Regions from separate parts of the Mus musculus genome. Here region 2 is linked to region 1. A link is a contact called in ENCODE Hi-C or POLR2A ChIA-PET data. All regions are on one chromosome and are shown on one strand. The core of a region is the stretch at or near the end of the contact, and the rest is flanking DNA. Distances in the headings are between cores, read along the strand shown. Region 1 holds the start of Septin9 (septin 9). Region 2 overlaps Septin9 (septin 9).

Region 1 (7,118 bases), core at 3,008-5,507:
TCCAGGGGATCTAATGCCTTCTCCTGACCTCCGTGGGCTCCTGCATGCTCGCCATGCACAGACAGACGTACATGCCGGCCGACACTCCGATACATAAAACAAGTTTGAGAGGAATGAAGTATATGAGTTATTGTTTAAAATGATGCTATATGGCATTATCACATGACCTCACCGTCATACTGCAGAGTCGACCCCCGGAAGAACCAAGGGCAGCAGTGCAAACACGTGTTTGTCTCCACCCGTATTCATGCTGTGCACATGTGTGTGTGCTCACACACACAATTCATAAATATAATTTAAAATAAATGAGTTACTTAAAGTAATATAAGCAAGACTCCTTAAAAAATAACTCATTTAGTTTGATGTGCATTGGTGTGAGAGAGCCGGAGTCACAGGCAGCCGTGAGCTACACTCTAGGTGCTGCGGATTGAACCCAGGTCCTCTGGAAAGCAGCCAGTGAACTCAACCACTGTCTTGTAGGCAAAAGGGTCAGGGCCTAAATGCTATTTTAACCCTTAGATTGCCGCTGTTAAATAGCATCCAGCTAGATACTAGAGAAAGGTGCCTAGTCTGGTCCCCAGTTAGTTTGGGGTTCACTGGCCAGCTGCTTTGATGTTGAGGATGAAGGGAAGGGATGCAGGAGGATTAGCAGACACTTGGCTTGAGCATCTAGGGAGCCCACAGTAGCTCCATTTTGCCAGGATGGTGACTTCTACAGCTTAGGGGCTAGGGAGGATTCTACAGTTCAATTGCACTGTACCTTGTATACAGTGTATATGTAGTGTATATTCAGTGTATGGAATGTATATACAATATATACAGTATATATACAGTATACATATAGTGCATACACACATATATGGCATATACACTATATAGTACATAGGTTTATATACTGTATATATGACATATATAACATATATGGTATATACATTATATATGTAGTAGTGCACACAGCACATATAGTATGTATGGAATTCATATACAATGTGTACAGTATGTGTGTAGTATATATATATATGTGTGTGTGTGTGTGTGTATGGTATATGCACAATATATAGCATATAGGTGTATATATAGTATATAGCATAAATATAGTATATATGGCATATACAATGTATATATCGTGCATACAGGCCCACAGAGTTGAGCCGTTGGGTTCTACCCTTGACTATATTATGAGGGGGCTGGTCTTGTCACTCACTGACTGGAGCATCCTGTTCAAAGTGCTGGGCAGGGAGCCACAGCCTCCCTGAGGAGGCCACCCCCACTGCTGAGTCGCTTCCTGCTGAGGCTGTACCTGGGCTCAGGGGTCAGGGATCCTGATGTGCAAGCCAAGCGGCTGTTTCCGCAAGTCCTTCCTGCACCCTCTTTCCCAGGCTTTTTATGCTCCATTCCCCAGGGCTGAACCTACGGGCTTCCTCTTCTAGCCCATTTCTTCCAATGTTCAAAAGAAAAAAAAAAAAGGAAAAAAAAAAAGAAAAAAGAAAAGTCTGACTGTATTTCTGGCTCTGCAAGTCGGCTAGACTCAGGTCCTTAGCCCCTCCCCCAAGACAGTGAGCTGCCGGACCAGTCCAGTTCACCAGGGTCACCAGGTCACCAGGTGGCTTCATAGACAGCTTTATCCTAAGACTCTTTGACTTGATGGGTCAGGCGTGAGCTTAGGTCTGGCTGAACTAACTGCCATACATTGGCTGGCTTCACAGCACAATAGAGGTGTTCTCTGCCACACATGTTACAGGGTCTGCAGGGATGTGTGCCATATGGTTCCAGAGAGGAGAGCCTGCCCCTGAGGCTCTAGGTTGAATTTTGGCCTCTGGCTGCTGCGCTTCGGTGGCGGCTTCTGACATCAGAGGGCGCTTGTCTCTGACTTCTTCTCTATCTGTTATCTGGCCTTTGAGTCCAGGACACATGCTGATCCCAGGGAACCTCATCTGCCCACCTGTAGCACAGACCCTTAGGCTACGTCTGGCCTCCTTGTGAGCATCCAGTAATCATGTTATCTCTTTGGGGTGGACGGGAGCCGTGGCACACCCACAAGCAGGCAGGCCTTCTGGAGAGTTTCGCTTGGAGCACAGCATCCTCTCCTTGAAGCATGGATTACAGACCTCTGAGCCCTACAGTTCTTTCTTCAGCTAAACTCAAGGCCAGAGCCCAAGACTATAGAGAGGGAGTTGGGTGACCACCTAACCTAATGAAAGTCCCAGAATGCCACAGCCACCACATGTGATCCGAGACAGCTGGGATGATGAGAGGGGCTGAGGGGGCTGGGGGTGGGTGGGACTGGTTCAAAGCCAAGTGGCAGTTGGGTTATCCTGGAGTTTGCAGAAGGTAATTATGGTGAGAAGGGAGGTACCCTGCTGTTTCCCATTGTCCTCATGGGACCGAAAGAAAAGAGACACAAGGGTGAATTTCCTATTGGGAGGATGGCCAAACCTGCCTTGGCTTTGCTGATGGAGGAGCCTGGGCATTTAGCAGGTTCCCAGGCTGGTACTTCGGGCGGCGGAGTGGTTACAGTGTGGAAGGGAAGCAGAGGGCTGGGTTGGTTGCTTGAGTAATGGACAAGGGTGTTCTGGCTGTGGAAGTCAGCACCCACTTCTATTGTCCCATGGAGTCCCCGGGGGCGGGGAGAACTCCTTGAAGCCTGCACCCTGGCTCTCCATTGGAACACTGTGGTGTGCTTGGCTCCTCTGCCTGGATACAGGCTGAGCAACAATGCGCTGTGTCTCTGCTAATCTGCACTTGCCCTGGGGAGAACAATCGCTCGGGTGTGTCTCTGTGTACCAGGTGCTTTTTATAAGAAACACCAATGAACAACGCCCACTCAGGTTGGACGCTGTCCCAGGGACCCGGCATCTTCCCAGGGCTTTGTGGTAAGGGCCTCAGCTTCTTAGATTGGATCCTGAAATCCCCCAAATGTGGGATAGGCAGGTGACCTGGTGATGGTCAGACTGCCAGGCAGGCTGAGACCCTGACAGAAGCCATCAGGGGTGCCCACTGCTCCTGAAGTAAGGCTTCCAGAAGGATGGGGGTGCGGGTGCATCTAAAATGGCCGTGGTTTTGCACTTTCCATGTCCAAAAGCTCACTTGGTTGAAAATAGTTTTTAAACCATCTGAGGCATGAGGGAGGGAGGGAGGGGCACATTTTCTGAAATAGGAAGGACTCTATTCCAGCAGCTTAAAAAAAAAAGTCTCACCAAACCTAGCCCAGGCTTCTCCTCTCCTCTGCAGCCTCACCAGCCTCTGCAGGTCTCAGCACTGTTCTTCCCTCACTGAGAATGGTGGAATAGGGAGAAAGCAGACCCAGACCCAGGACAGCTCAGGGACTCACACTGAGGACCAGGGGATGAGTCACTCGCCCACTCTGCAGGGACTTGTCCCCAGCTATGAATCCATGCAGCCCTGATTGAGCAGAGAGGTCCCAGGTCTAAGGTTGTGCCCAGCGGGCAGGAGACTTGGCTCATCCAGGAAGTGGTGAACACCGCCTCCCCCCACCCCCCCAATCCCTGGGGACCCTTCCTGGTAACTAGTGTTTGTTTTTTCTGTATAGCCCCGTGGTTTTCTCTGCTTGCCCGGTGGATGTCTGAAGTGTGAAGGCTACTTGGACAGAGAAAGTCTAGGCTGTGGGTACCCACTGATGTGGAAGGAGCCCAGGAGCAGCCTTCTTCCTTCCTTCTGATGTTAGGAACTATGGTTTCTCTCTTCTGGAGGGAAGGTCGTGGTCCACTCTCTGTACTCAGGAAGCCCATACAGTGGAAGGGGGGAGGGGCGTTGCAACGATTCTTCAGAAGGGCCGCCTCTCCCTGCCCTATCCCTTCCGTAGCACTTACCCAAAGGATGCAGCAGCGACCCCCGGGGGTGCAAGGGGGTAGCAGTCCTCGACGTGTGGATGCTGAGAACTCCCGGGACCCTCATCTCTGTAGTGAACCGTCTAGGGTCCTGCAGACCCACACTAGCCTAGCGCTACAGCTTAACCCTTGCAGGCCCCGTGCTTATATGCGAAGGAGGCACTCAGGAACTTTGGCTGCGTAAATAAAACCTCGGGCAGCAAGAGCACTGCGCCCAGGGAAGGGGAGGAATCTTGTCCCCCTCGGCGCCCGCCCGCTGCTGTGGCCCGGCCTCCACATCCTCTACATCCGCCCACATCTGGCCGCGGAGGGGCGTGAGGGGGAGGGGCCGAGGCCGTGTCTGTCGCGGTCCCCTGGGCACCCGCCAGGAAGGGAGAAGGGGGGGCAGCCCAGGTCGTGTGCCTGGGACTCTGCAGTCCCTGTAGAAGCAGCTCTGGTTCCATCCCCTCCAGGCCCAGTTTTGACAGGCGGGCGCAACAGCCAGTGCCGAGTCGCGGAGGCCGGCTGGGGTACGGGAACCTGATCCAGCCGGGAGGCGGGGGCGGGGCGGGGGCCCGGGTGCTTGGGGAGGGGCCGGCGCCCGCCTTCCTCCCCCATTCATTCAGCCGACCGTGGGGGCCGAGGGGCTCCGGCGGCCAGCTCTGCACCGGGAGCGGGAGCGCGCAGGGCCCGGTCTCCGCGGGACTCCCTGCGCACCAGCCACCATGTCCGACCCCGCGGTCAACGCACAGCTGGACGGGATCATTTCAGACTTTGAAGGTGGGTGCCCGACCCAGCGGTTGCTTGGCGAGCTGGGCAGGAACCTCCAGGCGGGCCTGAGACGGGACGGGATGAGCACGGGAGAGGCAAGACCCCGGTTTGCTCACCCTGGGGCTCTGCGCCCCAGACCCCGCATTGCCGAGTTGGAGAGCCCCATTAAGGGGGCCTGTAGATGATAGACCCTATAGTTGGGGGCCACGCGCCCCCTGGGGATCCCAGGTTCATGCTGCCTCTGGGGTGTTCGTCTTTTTATTGTTGTTTGTTTTTGCTCTGGGACTGTCGTCTCCTCGAGGGCGGGCTTGACTTCTTGGGAACAACCCCAGGAGCGCAATTCCACCCTGGAAACCAGTGGGTTTTCTTCTTTTGGTGCTCGCCCTCAGCTCTCACCAGCATGGGAGTTAGTTCCCCTCCTCGGATCCAGTGGGAGGCCGAATCCTCAGGGTGGACCTCCTCCCCTCCCCCACGCCAGCTCCGGGGTTGGGGCTGAGCCCAGTCCCGGGGCTGGCAAGGGCTGCCAAATTGATCGGCCCGCAGGCCCCATGCACCCGAGGGGATCCCGGCCCGGCGAGTCTCAGGGTCCAGGGTGGGATGTCCAATACCCCCGATCCAGGCCTGGGACACCTTTATCCATCAGAGAGAGAAGAGCCTTTTGGGAGAGAGGGGGCCTGTGCGCTCACACAAGGACAGCACTTTCGCCTCTTGTCCTGAGTTTACAAAGTGCAAAGATACTTGGGGGCCGTTTCCTCCAAGGGTGGGCCTTCCATCTCCGCCCTGGGCTTGCATGCGCGGGCTTTCCAGAGGCCTCGTGACTGCCACTGCCGGTGCCGTGGCCCCTCGTCCTGCGTCCCCCTCCGGAGTAAATAAAGCCAGTGGAAAGGGAGGCTTACACAATGGTGTCCCGCGCGCGTCTGGGGCTGGGTTTCCGAGGGGCGGGCCTGACTCTGCCGGGCCCGGAGCCCCCGCCCCTCTGAGGGGCTCTCAGGCAGCCTTAGGCAGAGCCCTCTGGTGGGCTGTGAGCGAGGGAGGAAGGGCTTCACATAGTTAAAGACGGCCAGGTTTCAGGCTCTTCAAGTGACCAGTTGGGGGTGCTCCAGGCCCCATGACTGGAACCAGGGGGTTTGTCCTGAGCCCACCTGAGGTCAGCCTTATCTCTGAGTTAGGTGATTAGCTATGTGTCAGGAAGTGGGTGGGGGGCGGGGGGCGGGGGGCGGGTGGTTGCTGATGAGTTGTGTATTGGCAGGTACAGGCTTTAGGAGCCTGGAATATCATACCCACTTGGTCACCTCAGTGGTGGGAGCAAGTATCTGTGCTGAATCAAGGCATAGTCGCTGCTTAGGAGATCTTGTGCCCCCAACCACCTGGACCTCTTGGAGTCCATGTCTATACTAAGGTCTCCCCAGACCTGTTCCGTGCTGTTGTGCCTTCTGCATGTCCTAGGGACTGTCCTAGCTCCTTGGGTTGCCCCTCTGTGCACCTCTCCTTTGCCCTGGAGCCTTTCATTCTCCTGGAAGTGTATCTGAAAGTCAGCCAGTCAGTTCCCTTCTCTGCAAGGTCTGAGCGGGAAGGGGGATGAGGAGGGGGTGGAGGACCTGGTGGGGGGGGGCACTACCTTTTCCGGGTTCTGGTCTCTGTGTTTGCTCTCTGCTCGGACCCAGGGGGCATTCAGGTGTCTGCTTTCATCCCCCAAGGAGTTGGGGACAGGGTTTCTGCAGAATGTTGCAGAAGTTTTGTTGGGGAGGAGAAGTTTGGGGGTTGTAAGGTCTCAGAAGCTGGCTCTCTTTGCATTGTGGAGGCCAGCTGCCCCTGCCTCTTTGGTTTCTCTGTGTAACTCCTTACTCGCTGAGTGGTGCCCTCACTGGGCTGCCTCCCAAGCCAGCTTCTTGACCCTCAAATTTAGTTCAAGACAATGGCCACATTGAGAGCATCCTGGTATAGAGGTTGGCAGTCTTGAGGAAGCCGGGCCTGCTGAGCATGCTGCCCTCCTGCATGCCAGTCTTCCTACTGTGAACTCCGAAAAGCTCAGATGGGGAATGGGTTCAGGGCTTTGAGTCCCCAGAGATTACTAGCCCGGGCTATCACTAGTGAAAGTGCGTGTGTGAGTGTGTGTCGCACGTGTACACTTATGCAAGAGAAGCTTTGTGCTTTGTATAAACGACCCGAAAAGTGACCTCCTAAGTAAGTGTCCTAGGAATACAGAGTTGAGTTGATGTGCAGAAAGGGAGTGGGGGGTTGGGCAGCTAGGCAGATAAAGGGATGTGGAGAGAGTATGACTCAGCCTAGCATGGGTGAGAGAAGCTGGCAGTCTGAATCCAGGCAGGAAAAGTAGTAAGAGACTCGCAGGGAGAAGTTGGGAATGGGGAGACAAGACCTTGAGGCAAAGGAGAGCTGTGATTGTGACAGGGAAAGAAGAGGGCCTTCTGTCCAGAGCAAGGAGCTGAGATTTCAGGATGAGACTGCTAGGAAGTTGGGCCATGTAGGGACCAGTTTACAGTGAATGTTCAGAGGGGGTCC
Region 2 (6,942 bases), core at 3,715-6,214, 88 kb after region 1:
TGTGTTCTTATTATTTCTCAAGCAGGCCCTCTGGCAGGCTGGATGTTTAGCTTGGTTTGGGCTTCTGCTGTGAACCTTAATACATGGAGAAGGGCCACCTGGGGCCCGAGGTGTGCCTTCCTTGACTGGGGGCGATTAGGGAGAGTTGGGGGACAGCCACACCTCCTTTCACTGTTGAGCAGAGAGGTAGGGGGAGGGCAAAGTGAGTCTCAGACTCATAAACAGATGGAAGCAATTTTCAGTCATGTGCGCAAGGCCTGAACCCCTGCACGGCAAGGCAGGGCCCCGTGTCGTTCTCCAGGAAGCGGGCCCCAAAGCCACAGGTTCTAGGGCCAGATGTTACAAGGTCTTTGTTTATTTAAAGATGCCCGAAACACAGGAGAGTATTTCTGAGTGGAGAGCTGACAGACACTCTTGAAGCCTTGTGGAGGGGACTGACCTGGGTTGGGGATGCTCCTGATGGCAGGCACTGTCCCTTAGGACTGTCTGTGTCATTGTTTGGGGGCGTCTGGACCCCGTGGCAGCTCCTGCTGTGTTTACAAGCATTCTCTTGTTCAATTGCCTCCCCTCTCCCACCACCCCTCTCCCGCCACATGCCAGAAGTAGAGTTGCCTGCACCCTGTGGAGGCCGAGGAACAGGAAGTTACTGACCAGTAAACTAGATGCCTGTGGGGGTGGTCCCCACATCTCCTTCCTGAAGCTAGCTTTGCAAGCCATTTCTCCTGTCCTTTCTGCCACTCAAGCCTTGAGAAGATGCTGAGAGGAAGTGTGTCCGGCTTTGCTCCCGCTGGACATGCTAGTAAAACGGAGAGAAAAGCTGCCAGGCCAGAGATGGTCAGGGTTGAGCGAGCTGAGGACGTCTGGGACGAGTCAGCTTGAGTTTAGTGGTTTCCCCGGACGTGGAGAGACAGTTTAACCAAAGCCTGAAAAAGCCCCTATGCTACAGACCCATCATTTTGCTGCTTCCTGGCCCCTGCTCACTTGGAATGGTGCCCCCCCCCCCCAGCACCTTTGGTCGGTTCCCTTCCTCTCTGAGGGAGGAGAAGGCACAAGTATTCATTGAGCCTCTTTGAGGTTAGCGTGCGTGGGAACAGACATAAGGAAAGGAAACTGGGAAGCAACTGGTGACCCCTCTGTCCTGGCTGTGTTTGGGGGGCTGGGCTGTGGGGTCATAAGTTGAGACTGCTGACATTTTCCATAGAGGCTGAAAGAGGTGCCTCTCTAGGGCTTATCAGCAATGCATCAGCTCTACCTCGACCACCCCACAGCGGCCTGGGTTTCAGAGCCGCACTGGCAGGCTATCTCAGAATAACAGTTAGGTATACTGTAAGCATTTTGTTCAACCAGACCGGGTGGAACCAGCCTTGCACACCCCTGCAGGGTGTGAGCACCTACGGTCTCCATCTGAATCATCCCCCAGGCTTGGGCTCTGACCATGCATGCACTCAGCCACAGGAGGCTCTAACCCTGACCTACTGAAGGAAGCTGAAGTCTTCAAGTTTAACCCCTAGCCTGTCCACAGACCTACAAACCAAATCTGGCCTTTGCGTGAGGGTGAGGGCACTTGCTGTCGGCCGTAGCCTGTTTCCTGCCTATCCTGCCTGGGGACTGTATGGGTGGGCCACCTGGGAGAAGAGACACCCCCAGTGAGGATGAGTCAGGTCTGGAAGAGGCAGGTAGAAATCAGATCACCCCTCCCCTGGGAACTGCCTGTGGTCACCTGTTGGACCGTGAAGGGCCCTGAGTGCTAGCTACAGTTACTGTAAGCTCTGAGCAGAGGCGAAGGGCGTGTGCCTTCAACCCTCAGGACTTGGGGCCAACAGAATATGGAACAAAGTCCTTGCTGCCCACCTGGAACCAGGGGAGCCCTGGTTGGCAGAGCTGGCAGAGACCTGAGGCAGATGGCTGAGTGGTGTGGACCAGTTGAATGCTACTGTAGGGGATTTCAGTTCTGAGATGCTATGCAGGAGTTTCATGGGCAAGTCACCGACCCCTGCAGCCTTGGTTTCCCATCTGAGTGCCATGCTGGCTGCAGATCCCATTCTCACGTCTCTGTTTCTCCCTCCCCAGACTCCGAGGTGACTCCCAGCTGTGTTGGCGACATGGCTGACAACCCTAGAGATGCCATGCTCAAGCAGGCCCCCGCGTCACGGAACGAAAAGGCCCCCATGGAGTTCGGCTATGTGGGGATCGACTCCATCCTGGAGCAGATGCGCAGGAAGGCTATGAAACAGGGCTTCGAGTTTAACATCATGGTGGTTGGTGAGTGTTACAGGCCATTCGGGGGGCTAGCCTCAGCCCCAGCTGAGATCTTGCCTCCCTTTGCCTCCCGAGTTCTGGGATTAAGAGTGCCACCATATCTGGCCTATCAGCTCTCCAGGGTAGTGTCTGGGCAAATGTGTGCCATAGGCTGAGGTCCTAAACCAATAGAGTCAGATAGGCTTCCGACTGCAGGGCCTCTGTCTGGTGAATTGTCAGGATGTCTGTTCTGCCCAGATCTTCACACAGCCTACACATCTCTTAGGGGCTGTTGCAGCTACCTAGGCCCACACCTCTGGAGTCTTGGTGTCCCTTCTTGCTTTGGGTGGCCTTCCTAGGACCAGGAAGGAGCTCTGCTGAGTTAAACCAGGCCCCAAATCCCCACATTGGGGTTTAAACCCAACCCTGGACTTCCACTGAGGAGGTGAAGCCTCAGGCAGGGCTATCCAAGGATGTCCTGGTCATAGTGTGATGTAGCCATGAACTGTGTTCTTGGAGAGCCTTCCAACCGGCCTTCCCTTCTCTCCCCAGGGCAGAGCGGCCTCGGGAAGTCCACTTTAATCAATACCCTCTTCAAGTCCAAAATCAGCCGGAAGTCGGTGCAGCCCACCTCGGAGGAACGCATCCCCAAGACGATCGAAATCAAGTCGATCACCCACGGTCAGCACCACGGAGGCTGGGTGTAGGGACTGCGTCTTCCCAGGGTGTGGGGTCAGAGCATAGCACTAGAGAGGTCACGTGACCCCGTGGGAAAATTGGGACTGAGTAATAGTGGGCTGGATTCCCATGGGCCCACCAGGCTGAGCTCCCACAGACATCTGAGGTTTCTTTATACTAAGAGTCATGGCTGGCACCACCCAGAAGAGGTCACTTGCTCCTTGGCATGGCCTCAGCTGTTATCACAGCCCTTTCTGGGACGTACCAGGCTGGCCAGGCAACCTGAAGGCTTGGGGTGACCCGCCTGACTTGGGGTGCTATGGTTTGTGCAGATATTGAAGAGAAGGGGGTTCGAATGAAGCTGACAGTGATTGACACGCCGGGCTTCGGAGACCACATCAACAATGAGAACTGGTAGGTCACTGAGAGAACCTTCCTCTATCAGTAAAAGCCCCACTGGTCTTGGGGCTCCATGATACCACTGGAGGCCAGACCCCCCTGCCATAAGATTATTTCAAACTCTAAAGCCGTGCATTTGGGGTCTAACATTCTAGATCAAAATGGGGTCACCCGGCTCCCATCTGGGGTGGGTTTCCCACCCCAGGGCAAAGATCAGCATGGGGAGTATGGCAGAAAATCTGAAATAAGGCTGGTTTGTCTTTGCAACCACCAGCATTCCTGTATGAAATCAGAGGCTGGTGTCAAGCCAGTTCTGGGAATTAGCCTGTTATAGGGGCCTGGGAGGGCGGGCTTAGAGAGGACGCGGGCAGGAGGGAGCATTCAGGGTGCAGGCTAACCCGGCTCTCCATGCAGCTGGCAGCCCATTATGAAGTTCATCAATGACCAATATGAGAAGTACCTGCAGGAGGAAGTCAACATCAACCGGAAGAAGCGCATTCCCGACACCCGTGTCCACTGCTGCCTCTACTTCATCCCAGCCACCGGCCACTCGTATGTCCCATGCTGGGCCCTTTGTCTTGATGGTGGGAATCCCCAGTTCCCATACAAGCAGGATTCTGTCTGGGCACAGGGACAGGGGCACTGAGTCAGAGCTGTGTCAGCAACTGTCATGGGGCGTCTGTGCCTACAGAAGTTCTCCATGACCTCTAGACTGGGCGGTTCCACGCCCACTCTGCCTTCTTCCCTTTGTGCACAGAGCTGAGGACAGGGCAGACTCTGGGGTGTTCTAGAATCCGGTAGTCAGTCTCTGCAGATGGAATGAGACTCTCGGGCTGTACATGTGCCTGCCCCCATTTCCCGTCCTTGACAAAGATGCTTTTAGGGCCTGGGAGGCTTCGGAATTCCAGGTGCCTTTCAGAATCTCCCTTTGGAATCTCCCGGGGCAGCTAGACTGTCAGTGGTCTCAGTGATCAGGGTTCTTGGCTTCCTGTGAGTCTCATCTGTTCCCAGTACATCCGTGTTGTTCCTCTCCTTGCTGGATATCCTGGTCGCTTGTCCTGACTCCGTGTAGGGTGCATGTCTAGTCCTGGGCTCAGAGCAGCAGGAGCCGGAGGTGGCTCGTTTAGAAGAGTTGAGGAGTCACAGATTTGGTGCTGCTAGAGTGTGCACACTCCCGGCTGTTCCTGGCTCATCCCTGGGTGTAAGAGCGTGGGCTTTGAAGGGACTTTTCATCTTGCACCCTGTCTAGAGGGCAAAAGTCTCACTGGGGTCTGGTTGGAAAAACCCAAATATCGTTGTCTGAGCTTGCCAGTAGTGGCTGTCTCCAGTGGGGTCCACAAGAGCCAGTTCTGGGAATTAGCCTGTTATAGGGGCCTGGGAGGGCGGGCTTAGAGAGGACGCGGGCAGAAGGGAGCATTCAGGGTGCAGGCTAACCCGGCATGCCATTGGCCTCAGCTGGGGCTGGCTTGTTTGGGGTTCTGTAGCTGCTCCGAGCACAGCCTCGGGCAAGGCCAAGGCTGACAGAGGAGACATGGCTGACATGGCTTCAGCAGGGAGAGCCAGAGGCAGACACTTCCCCAGTGGTGACCCTCTGGACTAGGGCCCTTCCTCCAGCCGCTCAGTCCCAGGGGACAGTAGTGGCTTCTGGCCATCATTGCTTGGCTTCTGACTGAAGCTTCACTTCCTGCAGGCTGTCTGGGCCTGAAGATACTGCTATGGGGAAGATGCCATTCCAATGAGAAAATGGTGCCCAGGCTTGGGGTCTGCCAGCCTCTGCCCCATCCCTGGATCAGACCCTGGGTCTCTGCAGCCAGGCTGACCTGGGAACAGCCAGCCTGTCCCAGGGCCTGGAGCTTCTGGATACCGTCCCTCGTGTCTCCTTTTCCCTGGCATTGAAAACCCCACGGCATGACAGTGTTGTGAGCCGAGTCACTCTCTGGGTGGACGGTGTCCAGGGCCAGTTGGACTCTGAAGATCTTGTGGATGAGGGAGCTTAAAGCCAGCTTTACACCAGCTCCCCACCCTCAGCTCCATGAGGGGAGAGTGCTCACCCTACTAAGGCCCAACCTTACCCCTCCATCAACATGGCCCCCACTGGGACCCCTAAACAAAGTCTTTTGCACTGTTCTGTTTCAGGCTCAGGCCCCTGGACATTGAATTCATGAAGCGCCTAAGCAAAGTGGTGAACATTGTCCCAGTCATCGCCAAGGCTGACACGCTGACCCTGGAGGAGAGGGTCTACTTCAAACAGCGGGTAGGACTCATGGCCTCTACCCAGCCCCTTCCCCTCCAGGACTGCCCAGACAAGTGACAGGCTTGACAGGGGCCTGTCCAGCCCTGGGATATATGATAGGAAAGGCGCCTATTCAGCTCTTCACAGCATGTGTTCAGCCTTGGGGGAGCCCCTGGCCTTTGTGGATGTGGGGCTCCCCATATCCAGCCGTCTCAGTGGGGTTCAGAAGGGAGTAGATCAAGCAGATGCAAATGTGTCAGGGCCATTGGACCCAGCATTCCTGAGTTTTATTAAGTGGGACAGTCCACCTCAGTGGCTTCCTCCTTCTCTGCCATGGTCAGGGCCACTGCTGTCTGGGTGATAGGGCTGTACCTGCAGGCGTCTGCAGTAGGGTAAGCCCTGGGCCTCTTCTGTGTGAGGTGACTTTGGAGCCTCTTGAGAGCTCCAGCCTGGGGTTGTAAGAGAGGCCTCAAATCCAATTGCAGAGGCTACCAGGGCTTCCTTCCCTAGCTGTGTGTTGGGGATTTTCCCAGCATGCATAGGGGAGGGTAGTCAGGGATGCATCTGCTGGAGAAGAGACCAGGATGCTCCCCGGTGTTTTGAGAGCCTGGATCTGCTTGAACAGATAAGACAGTCAGCTATTCCCTGGGCCACCCTATATTGACAGCCACGTGGGCTGTCAGTAAGTCGTCAAGCTGGGGAGAGTTTCAGCAGGCAGGTACACCCTGGGCTACCATGCTCATCCTGAGAGGGTTTTCGGAAAGAGGGCGCAGCAAGCCTGAGTTGTTTTCTAGGGGGGAGTGGAGGGGGGAGCTGCACAGAAAGCGCAGGGAGACTCAGGACAATGGCTGCAGGGCCCCTCGGGACAGGCGAGTGCTTCTTGATGCCTAAGGCTTCAGAGCTGGTGATCCTCGGCGGGGGTGGAACTCAGGCGGTAGAGTGCTCTCCTACCATCGAGAGGGCTCAGGGTTTGATCTCAGCACCACATGGAACTGAGCATGATAACTGTCGCCTCCCAGGATTAGGAGGTAGAGGCAGGAGGTTCACAAGTTTGAGGTCATTCTTGTTTATGTAGCCAGTTTGGGGCTAGCCTGAGCTACAGACTTTGTTTCCAAAACGTGGTGGCAGTGGGGCTGGAAAGACGGCTCAGGGGTTAAGAGCACTCAGGTTCAATTCGCAGCACCCACGTGGCAGCTCACAACCAGCTCCAAGAGAACTCAGTGTGCCCTCTTCTGGCCTCCATGGGCACTTAGCATACATGTGGTACACATGCAGGTGACACACTTGTATATATAAAGTAAATGTAAAATGAATCTTTAAATAAATTAGACATCCTCAGGGTGGGCCCACTCAGAGCCTGCCTTTGTTAGGGGATCATGGCTCAGGCACCTGAG

The links. A loop is a pair of places that touch in the nucleus more often than their neighbours do. ChIA-PET counts read pairs that join two places held with the same protein, here RNA polymerase II (POLR2A).
Region 2: a map of Patski shows a loop between it and region 1 (3-fold over the local background). The contact joins the enhancer-like site here to the promoter of Septin9 in region 1. A Hi-C loop is called at or near these places in 5 of 37 maps with a recorded cell type or tissue (Patski and heart). POLR2A ChIA-PET finds 5 or more read pairs at or near these places in 1 of 5 experiments (Patski).

The regions. Positions count from the first base shown.
Region 1 is chr11:117,261,989-117,269,106 of GRCm38, forward strand. Septin9 (septin 9) reads left to right here and starts at 4,258. Exons shown (of 11, transcript NM_001113487.1): 1 at 4,258-4,607. The coding sequence starts at 4,553. It overlaps Gm39478 (a long non-coding RNA gene), which reads right to left and starts at 4,196. Exons shown (of 3, transcript XR_880325.3): 1 at 3,831-4,196.
Region 2 is chr11:117,349,359-117,356,300 of GRCm38, forward strand. Septin9 (septin 9) reads left to right here. Exons shown (of 11, transcript NM_001113487.1): 3 at 2,071-2,262; 4 at 2,791-2,919; 5 at 3,249-3,330; 6 at 3,730-3,867; 7 at 5,452-5,569. Among named protein-coding and RNA genes, the nearest start is that of Gm51932, 17 kb to the left of the region's middle. Within about 2 kb of position 4,965, at least 1 of the 3 ENCODE cell types and tissues checked has a DNase peak (open chromatin) inside an H3K27ac peak, as active enhancers do.